Linked DNA regions of Homo sapiens: region 2 is linked to region 1. Evidence: read pairs that join two places in POLR2A ChIA-PET (ENCODE). Cell type or tissue: HepG2. All regions are shown on one strand.

Region 1 (5,000 bases):
CGAGGCATGGGCAGCATGGTGCCTGTGGGGCAGGTCCCACCAGCCCACTGTGGTGGCACTGGGACAGCCGGGGGCACCTGGCGGCTGGTGTAGTGTAGGTGATGGCGGTGGTGCATGTCCAGGGTCTGCAGGAAGATTCGGTCAGTGATGGTGCCAGCAGAGCTGCAGGCCTCGTCCAGCACGGCCAGGATGCCACGGTGGGGCCGCTCCACCAGATCCACAATGGTGGCGTTGTTGAAATACTCAACCTGGGGCAAAGGCAGCCAGCAAGGAAGCTCCCAAGGTCTTTCAGGCCACCTCCCCTCCTCCGCCCCACACTCAGCCACCTGTCAGGCCAGCCCGGGCCCCTCCCCATGGGCTGAGGCCCCTCCACACCCCACTGCCTGGCCTCCCTCCAGGCCACAGTGCTCACGCTCTGCCAGGTGATGCCCTCGCGCTCGTACTCTTCCTGTTCCTGCTTCAGGATGAGCTGGATGAATAGCTGCTGCAGCTTCTCGTTGCAGTAGTTGATGCAGAACTGCTCGAAACTGGGGGTGGGGTGGGCCTTTCAGAGGGGAGGTCGCTGCTTGTGGAGTGCATGGTAATGGGTGGCTGCTCCCCTGAACATCTCTGCTAATGTTCATTGAGGGTTCTGGTGCCAGCACCCTGTGTGGCTTCCCTGTGGCTTATGCATCCCTGCCCTGGACTCCTTTACCCCACCCACACCTCCTGCATGCACGTTCTGGAGTGGACTTGGGAGTCACAACCAGGAATTACTCATGCCCCGTAATTCTGCCTTCCATCAGGACATCAATGGTCAGAGGGTGCAGGTGAGGCAGGTTTGGGAGGCATGAGCCTTGGGCCCAGGGACCAGCCGGGAGAAACCCCAACATTCCTGCTGCCCAGCCCCAGCCGAGCTTTCCAGAACTAAGTGGGCAAAGCTGCTGGGTGTCAGAGGTGGAGATGTGGCTGGCCAGCCACCCACCTGTTGACGGGAAACACCTCGAAGCCATAGATGTCCAGCACGCCAATGACTGTGTCCTTGCCATCACGCCGAGGATCCCGGCCCCGGGGTTCCATGACACTGTTGATCCTGTTCACCACCCACTCAAACAGCCGCTGGTACACTGCCTGGGGGATAGGAACACCCTGCTTCCTGCTGCCTCTGGCCTGGCCTCCCCCATGAAGGCCTCCTGGGCTTCCCTCCCTGTGCCTGCCCCCAAAGTACCTTGGCACAGGCATCCCGGGCATAGCTGGCCTCAGCTGCAGTGTGGCCCTTCTCTATGAGTTCCCTGCCTCCCGAGGCAACTGTGCGAGCCAGCAGGGAGCGGAGCACGAGGTCCCGGGGTGTGGCCGTCAGCTCAGCCACATGGTCCACCAGTGCCTCCTCGGCCACTGCCAGGCCCTCCTTCTGCAGCCCACCCTCCTCCGTCTCCACAAACTCGATGTTTCCCTGGTGATGGGAAAACCATGAACAGTCCGGGCTCCATGTCTCAAAAGAGCCTGGACAACTTTGGACAAGAAGGAGGAAGGAAAGCAGGGGACATGGATGCGGTAGAGTACAGCTCCTTCTCAGACCAGCATGGTCAGCTGCTCACCATGGGCACAGACACAGCCAGAGACTGGGGGAAGGGGGCATGGGCACACCAGAGTCTCTGCCAAGGCCTCGAGGCCTCGAGTCCAAATGACATGTGAATGACCCCATCGCATCCTCCCACAGCCAGCGGAGCCCTGCACTACTTACTCCTCATGCCGCTTAGAGAGAACTGAGGCCAAGAGGCACTGAGTAAATGCAACCAAAGCCACACAGCTCATGACTGCACTAAGAGGCAGTCTGCATGATGCTCAGCTTTTACTGCGCCTGGCTGACCTGGCCCTAAGAATGGGGTCTGGACCATGTATCAACTGAGCTCATCACTCGAGCAGCTCAGCTTCTGCAGGAGAGGCAGTCAGCCTAGCACATTGCTGGGGCATCTCCAGCCAGTCTCCTCCTCATCCCTGGGTGCTTCCCAGCCAGGAAACCCTTGTGGGGAAGTAGCCCTCCCAGGCTTCTGAGCCAGGCTCACCAGGTGCAATATGGCAGCCAGGATGCGATGCACAGACTCCACCTCTTCAGGACTGAAGCCGATGACCCTCATGGCCTCGGTCACTGCCTGGTGGCTCTGCTCATCACTGTCCAAGGCCTAGGGTAGAAGGGATTCATCACTCCAAAGCCACACTGGGCCCAGGACACCTGTCTCCCTTGAGGCTTGATTCCTCCATCCTAGGCACCTGCTCACCCCTGTCCCCTGTCCCCTTCCTGAACCTGATTACTCCAGCCTAAGCACCTGCTCACCCCTGCACTCTGTCCCCTCCATCAGCCATTTTCACTCCACCCCGAGCACCCTCCCCACTCACGCAAACAGTTCACTTCACCCTGGCCTGTGCTGAGTGCTGCCCATTCCCTACCACCACACTCAGGCCCTGACACTGAGCCCAGTTTGAGCCCTTGGTGCCCCTCACACTCACACTGTGCACAGTCATGTTGAGTCCTGCTCCCTGGTGTGTGAAATTGTATACAGCAGGGTTTCTCTCCAAGTGCAGTTCATGCAGCTGCTTGTCCTCACTGCCTCTCAGCAACTAGAGGACACAGGCATCCTTTAGACAAATAAGCTCCCAGGATGTCCCCCTGTACACACACACAGGCAGGAGAACAAACAGACTTGCGCTTCCTTCCAGTATTGAACGAACAAACGTGGGGGAAGGTCAGACAGTGTGAACAGTTTCTGTGTGCCAGCAAGCTCCCCATTCAGCTGTTCAGTGGGTCAGGGAGCTCCACTTCAGTGGGAGCTATGACTCCACCATGAAGTCACTGTTCTTGTGCCAGACCTCATCTTGGTAGGGAGCTCAGTCCCTGTGGAGACATTGCCCTCGACCCAGGGGGATCCCACCTCAGTGGGTAGCTCAGAGTATGTGGAGACACTACCCGGGTCCCAAAACCTCCCACTGAGTGAGGAGGTAAGAGTTTGTGGACAAACTGCAGAATCCTAGGGAGCTCCACTTCAGTGGGAGCTCAGAGTTACTGGAGACCCTGCCCCTGTCCCAGGAAGCTCCCACCTCAGTAGGGAGCACAGGTTCCGTGGAGACATTGCTCTCCACCCAGGGAGAGCCCATGTCCTAGGGAGCTCAGCGTCTGTGGAGACACAACTGGTGCCACATGAACTCCCACCTCAGCAGGGAGCTCAGAGTCCATGGAGACACTGCCTGTGTCCCAAAAGTTCCCACTTCACTGGAGGTGGTAAGAGTCTGTGGAGATCCTGCTGTTATTCCAGAGAGCTCCACTTCAGTGGGAGCTTAGAGTCTGTGGAGACCCTGCCCTGTGTCCCAAGGGGCTCCCACTAGTGGGAAGCTCAGATTCCACAGAGACAATGGTCATGTCGCAGAGAGCTTCCACCTCATAGGGGAATGGAGAGTTTGTGGAGACATCGCCCATGTCCGAGGGAGCTCCCAGCTCCGTGAGGAGCTCAGAGACCATAGAGACACCGCCAGTGTCCCAGACAGCCCTACTTCATGGAAACTCAGAGTCTGCGTGGACACTCCTTGTGTTCCAGAGGGCTCCCACCTCAGGGAAGCTCAGAGTTCTTGGACACTGACTGATTCCCAGGGAGCTCCACTTCAGCGGGAGCTCAGAATCCGTGGAGACGTTGCCACTGTCCCAGTGAGCTCCACTTTGGTGGGAGTTCAAAGTCCAAGGAGATAGTGCCCCTGTCCCAGGGGGCTCTTACCTCAGAGCAGAGCCCAAAGTTGATAGAGACACTGCCTGTGTCCAAGACACAGCCCACCTGAGTGGGCAGCCCAGAGTCCGTGGAGACACTGCTTCACATGTCCCACTGAGCTCCCACCTCGGTGGGTAGCTCAGAGTCCTTAAAGACACTGTCCATGCTCCAAAGAGCTCCATTTCATGGGAGTTCAGAGTCTGAAAAAAACTCTCTGTGTCCCAGGGAGCTCCCACCTCAGTGGAGAGTTTATAGTTCATGGAGACCCTGCCCAAATCCTGTGGAGCTCCCACCTCATGGGGAGCTCAGAGTCTGTGGAGACCCTGGCAACGTCCCAGGGAGCAATCCCCTCAGCCAGGAGCTCAGAGTCATTAGAGACAATGCCCATGTGCCACCGAACTCCCCCTTCAATGGGGGAACTCTGAGTCCATGGAGACCCTGCCCATGTCCCAAAATCTCCCATTTCAGTGGGGAGGTAAGAGTCTGTGGAGATCCTGCCGGAGTCCCAGGGAGCTTCATTTCAGTGAGAGCTCAGAGTCTGTGGAGACGCCCTCTGTGTTCCCAGGGGCTCCCACCAGGGGGAGGCTCAGAGTCTGTGGAGACACTGCCAGTGTCTCAGGGAGCTTTTACCTCAAATAAAGGTCAGAGTCCACAGAGACACTACTGGTTTCCCAGTGAGCTCCCACCTCAGTGCAGACTCACTGGAAAGACAGCCCAGGGGGCTCCCACCTCAGTGGAGTTCAGAGTCCTTACAGACACTGCTGTGTCCCAGAGAGTGTGACTTCAGTGGGAAGTCAGAGTCGTGAAGACACTGCCGTGTCCCAGGGAGCACCACACCATGGAAGCTCAGAGTCCTTAAAGGCACTCCTTGCATCCCAGGAGGCTCCCACCTCAGCGGGCGGTTCATAGACCCTGGAGACCCTGCCCGCTACCCAGGGAGCTCCTGTCTCATGGGGAGCACAGAGTCTGTGAGACACTGTGCTTGTCTCAGGGAGCTCCCACCTCAGTAAAGAGCTCAGAATCCATGGAAACACCGCCTGTGTACCAGGGAGAAACTGCTGTGTTCCAGGGAGCTCCCACTGCACTGGGGAGCTGAGAGTTGGTGGGGACCATGTCTGTGCTGCAGGGAACTCCTAACTCAGTGGGGAGCTCCAAGTCCCTAGAGACACTGCTCCAGTCATAGGGTGCTCCCAGTTCAGTGGGGGAGTTCGGAGTCTGTGGAAACACTGTCTGTGAACCAGAGGACACAGTGGGCAGGCCACAGTT
Region 2 (5,000 bases), 170 kb before region 1:
TACAAGTGACTAAAAGAACAGCTGTTTACCCCTGATCGTGCAGCAGTGCTTGCTGTTCCTTAGAATTTTGCCTTGTAAGTTCTAGCTCAAGTTGGGGGGTGGTGATAGACATTTAAGAAGCCATATATCTTTTCAGAAGTAGGTGTGATGTACTAAAAGTTTGAGACACTTTCTAGAAGTCTCACTATTTAAGTTATGACTAGTATTGGATTTTTGGCATGTCTTTGGGTTTCATGTTTCTTAACCCAACTGCCTGCAGGGCCTTATGGCTGTCAGGAGCAGTTCTTGGGAATTAAAGTAATTACTGAAGAAGTATTCTAGTGAGAAAATGAATTTATGACTCAGAAGCCCCTAAAGACATGGGTACTAAGCAACAAAATAAGCAGATGTTAATTAACTGTAATTTTCTCTTACAGCTGTTTGCAGACAAGGTCCCAAAGACAGCAGGTTGGTCCATTTTCTAAGTTTAACAAAGATGTTCCAATTGTGACAGTTTGTGTGTGTGTGTGTATATATATATTTTTATGTATGTATATATGTGTTTAATTTTTTTTTAAACAGAAAATTTTCGTGCTCTGAGCACTGGAGAGAAAGGATTTGGTTATAAGGGTTCCTGCTTTCACAGAATTATTCCAGGGTTTATGTGTCAGGTACGAAATTTACTGAATTTTATTTTATTTGGGTTGCTCCCTTCATTTGGGATTGAGCCAGAATATTTCAGGATACACATATCTGAACTGTTACTCTACCATTTCGGTTCTATTTAACCCTTCTATTCAGTTTGAACTTGGGTTTAAAGTTTGAACCTTGCAGATTTGGCACACTTCATGGTTATGTTGTCAGAAGTGACATTTTTCCTATATGTTGACAGGGTGGTGACTTCACACGCCATAATGGCACTGGTGGCAAGTCCATCTATGGGGAGAAATTTGAAGATGAGAACTTCATCCTAAAGCATACGGGTCCTGGCATCTTGTCCATGGCAAATGCTGGACCCAACACAAATGGTTCCCAGTTTTTCATCTGCACTGCCAAGACTGAGTGGTAAGGGTACAACATGGCACACTAACCACCTGACTAAATGAAAAGTTGCCCTGGGGGGAACGGAACAAACACTACTTTTCTTCAACCTTTGCTTCCACAGACTTTTTCATCCCTAAGATACTAGAAGAAGAGCATACATAAACGACAAATATAGCCAATGTGATACAGAATGTCAGATACTATGATAGAAACTTGGCCCTTAGCTGGGTGGTTGAATTAGGTGCTACTTTTTTGAGATGGAGTTTTGCTCTGTTGCCAGGTTGGAGTGCAGTGGCACAATCTGGGCTCACTGCAACCTCTGCCTCCTGGGTTCAAGCGATTCTCCTGCCTTGGCCTCCTGAGTAGCTGAGAATACAGATGTGTGCCAGCATGCCTGGCTAATTTTTTGTATTTTTGTGGAGACGGGGTTTCATCATGTTGGCCAAGCTGGTCTTGAACTCGTGACTTAAGGTGAACCACCTGCCTTGGCCCCCCAAAGTGCTGGGATTTCAGGCATGAGCCACTGCGCCCAACCAATTAAGTGCTTTTTTTTTTTTTTTCTTTTCTCAGACTGGATCTCGCTCTTATCTCCCAGGTTGGAGTGCAGTGGTGCCATCTCAGCTCACTGCAACCTCCTCCCGGGTTCAAGCAATTCTTCTGCCTCAGCCTCTCAAGTAGCTGGAACTACAGGCATGCACCACCACTCCCAGCTAAATTGTGTATTATTAGTAGAGCGGGATTTACCATGTTGTCCAGGCTGGTCTCGAACTCCTGGGCTCAAGTGATCTGCCTGCCTTGACCCCCCCAAAGTGCTGGGATTACAGGCATGAGCCACTGTGCCCACCCAATTAAGTGCTGCTTTTATGTTACTATTAATAACATGCGGTTGGTTGGGTTTTTTGTTTCTTTGGGGTTTTTGTTTTGTTTTGTTTGTTTTTGGGGGAGGGGGGCGCAATTCATTCTATATGTGTAACTCTTTTTTGAGATGGAGTTTCGCTCTGTCGCCCAGGCTGGAGTGCAGTGGCGCGATCTCGGCTCACTGCAAGCTCCGCCTCCCAGGTTCACGCCATTCTCCTGCCTCAGCCTCCCGAGTAGCTGGGACTATAGGCACACGCCACCATGCCCGGCTAATTTTTTGTATTTTTAGTAGAGACAGGGTTTCACCGTGTTAGCCAGGATGGTCTCGATCTCCTGACCTCGTGATCCGCCCGCCTTGGCCTCCCAAAGTGCTGGGATTACAGGCGTGAGCCACCGCACCCGGCCTATATGTGTAACTCTTTAATGGTAATTGGAGAATCATGTTTAATGACATTTAGTACAAAAGGCTTCAGTTAAAAAAAAAAAAAAAAGCTACCTTTCTCGTCTTGGTTCATGACACATGGAGGCTGCTTGTTTGTGGTTGCCAGTCATAGTGATTGTTCTTCCTTTTCAAGGTTGGATGGCAAGCATGTGGTGTTTGGCAAAGTGAAAGAAGGCATGAATATTGTGGAGGCCATGGAGCGCTTTGGGTCCAGGAATGGCAAGACCAGCAAGAAGATCACCATTGCTGACTGTGGACAACTCGAATAAGTTTGACTTGTGTTTTATCTTAACCACCAGATCATTCCTTCTGTAGCTCAGGAGAGCACCCCTCCACCCCATTTGCTCGCAGTATCCTAGAATCTTTGTGCTCTCGCTGCAGTTCCCTTTGGGTTCCATGTTTTCCTTGTTCCCTCCCATGCCTAGCTGGATTGCAGAGTTAAGTTTATGATTATGAAATAAAAACTAAATAACAATTGTCCTCGTTTGAGTTAAGAGTGTTGATGTAGGCTTTATTTTAAGCAGTAATGGGTTACTTCTGAAACATCACTTGTTTGCTTAATTCTACACAGTACTTAGATTTTTTTTACTTTCCAGTCCCAGGAAGTGTCAATGTTTGTTGAGTGGAATATTGAAAATGTAGGCAGCAACTGGGCATGGTGGCTCACTGTCTGTAATGTATTACCTGAGGCAGAAGACCACCTGAGGGTAGGAGTCAAGATCAGCCTGGGCAACATAGTGAGACGCTGTCTCTACAAAAAATAATTAGCCTGGCCTGGTGGTGCATGCCTAGTCCTAGCTGATCTGGAGGCTGACGTGGGAGGATTGCTTGAGCCTAGAGTGAGCTATTATCATGCCACTGTACAGCCTGGGTGTTCACAGATCTTGTGTCTCAAAGGTAGGCAGAGGCAGGAAAAGCAAGGAGCCAGAATTAAGAGGTTGGGTCAGTCTGCAGTGAGTTCATGCATTTAGAGGTGTTCTTCAAGATGACTAATGTCAAAAATTGAGACATCTGTTGCGGTTTTTTTTTTTTTTTTTTCCCCTGGAATGCAGTGGCGTGATCTCAGCTCACTGCAGCCTCCGCCTCCTGGGTTCAAGTGATTCTAGTGCCTCAGCCTCCTGAGTAGCTGGGATAATGGGCGTGTGCCACCATGCCCAGCTAATTTTTGTATTTTTAGTATAGATGGGGTTTCATCATTTTGACCAGGCTGGTCTCAAACTCTTGACCTCAGCTGATGCGCCTGCCTTGGCCTCCCAAACTGCTGAGATTACAGATGTGAGCCACCGCACCCTACCTCATTTTCTGTAACAAAGCTAAGCTTGAACACTGTTGATGTTCTTGAGGGAAGCATATTGGGCTTTAGGCTGTAGGTCAAGTTTATACATCTTAATTATGGTGGAATTCCTATGTAGAGTCTAAAAAGCCAGGTACTTGGTGCTACAGTCAGTCTCCCTGCAGAGGGTTAAGGCGCAGACTACCTGCAGTGAGGAGGTACTGCTTGTAGCATATAGAGCCTCTCCCTAGCTTTGGTTATGGAGGCTTTGAGGTTTTGCAAACCTGACCAATTTAAGCCATAAGATCTGGTCAAAGGGATACCCTTCCCACTAAGGACTTGGTTTCTCAGGAAATTATATGTACAGTGCTTGCTGGCAGTTAGATGTCAGGACAATCTAAGCTGAGAAAACCCCTTCTCTGCCCACCTTAACAGACCTCTAGGGTTCTTAACCCAGCAATCAAGTTTGCCTATCCTAGAGGTGGCGGATTTGATCATTTGGTGTGTTGGGCAATTTTTGTTTTACTGTCTGGTTCCTTCTGCGTGAATTACCACCACCACCACTTGTGCATCTCAGTCTTGTGTGTTGTCTGGTTACGTATTCCCTGGGTGATACCATTCAATGTCTTAATGTACTTGTGGCTCAGACCTGAGTGCAAGGTGGAAATAAACATCAAACATCTTTTCATTATCCCTAGTATTTCTTATTCCATTAATTAACAGAATAGCCTCACCACGTTGTCATTAACTGCTTTTATTCATCCAAGTATTTAACTTTTTTTTTCTTTTTTATTTGAGACAGTTTGGCTCTTGTTGCCCAGGCTGGAGTGCAATGGCACTATCTCCACTCACTGCATCCTCTGCCTCCCAGGTTCAAACGATTCTCCTGTCTCAGCTTCCAGAGTAGCTGGGATTACAGGTGTATGCCACCACACCCAGCTAATTTTTTGTATTTTTAGTAGAGTAGGGGTTTACCATGTTCATGGCCAGGCTGGTCTCAAACAGACCTCAGGTAATCCGCCCGCCTTGGGCTCCCAAAGTGCTAGGATTTCAGGCGTGAGCCACCGCGTCCAGCCCCATTCCTTTTTTTTTTTTTTTTTTAATTTCTCCAGTGCCCAGCGTGATCCCTGACATCTGGTATTAGAGTTCAATACTTGGGCCGGGCCTCGGTAATCCCAGCACTTCGGGAGGCCAAGGCAGGCAGATTACCTGAGGTCAGTAGTTTGAGACCAGCCTGGCCAACGTAGAGAAACTCCATCTATTAAATATGCAAAAATTACATGGTCATGGTGGTGCATTTCTGTAATCCCAGCTATTTGGGAGGCTGAGGCAGGAGAACTGCTTGAAACCAGAAAGCACAATGAGCCAAGATCGTGCCACTGCACTCCAGCCTGGGAGACAGAA

The links. ChIA-PET counts read pairs that join two places held together with the same protein. Peaks named below come from ENCODE experiments on the same cell type or tissue, not always from the same donor. Only the 100,000 strongest peaks of a DNase experiment are listed, where the experiment ranks them.
Region 2: POLR2A ChIA-PET joins it to region 1 with 5 read pairs; 9 of 35 experiments call an interaction of 5 or more read pairs at or near these places.

The regions. Positions count from the first base shown.
Region 1 is chr7:44,969,628-44,974,627 of GRCh38, forward strand. MYO1G (myosin IG) reads right to left here. Exons shown (of 22, transcript NM_033054.3): 6 at 2,488-2,598; 7 at 2,046-2,162; 8 at 1,208-1,432; 9 at 965-1,110; 10 at 413-527; 11 at 78-248. Among named protein-coding and RNA genes, the nearest start is that of MYO1G, 6.9 kb to the right of the region's middle. RefSeq lists a silencer at 4,357-4,436. In HepG2, a CTCF peak has its summit at 4,294 (motif pointing right); DNase peaks (open chromatin) are centred at 2,664 and 4,384; H3K4me3 peaks cover 709 bases.
Region 2 is chr7:44,798,831-44,803,830 of GRCh38, forward strand. PPIA (peptidylprolyl isomerase A) reads left to right here. Exons shown (of 5, transcript NM_021130.5): 2 at 417-447; 3 at 562-650; 4 at 872-1,044; 5 at 2,457-4,287. The coding sequence ends at 2,592. Among named protein-coding and RNA genes, the nearest start is that of PPIA, 4.6 kb to the left of the region's middle. In HepG2, no CTCF peak of the experiment used is centred here; no DNase peak of the experiment used is centred here; H3K4me3 peaks cover 487 bases.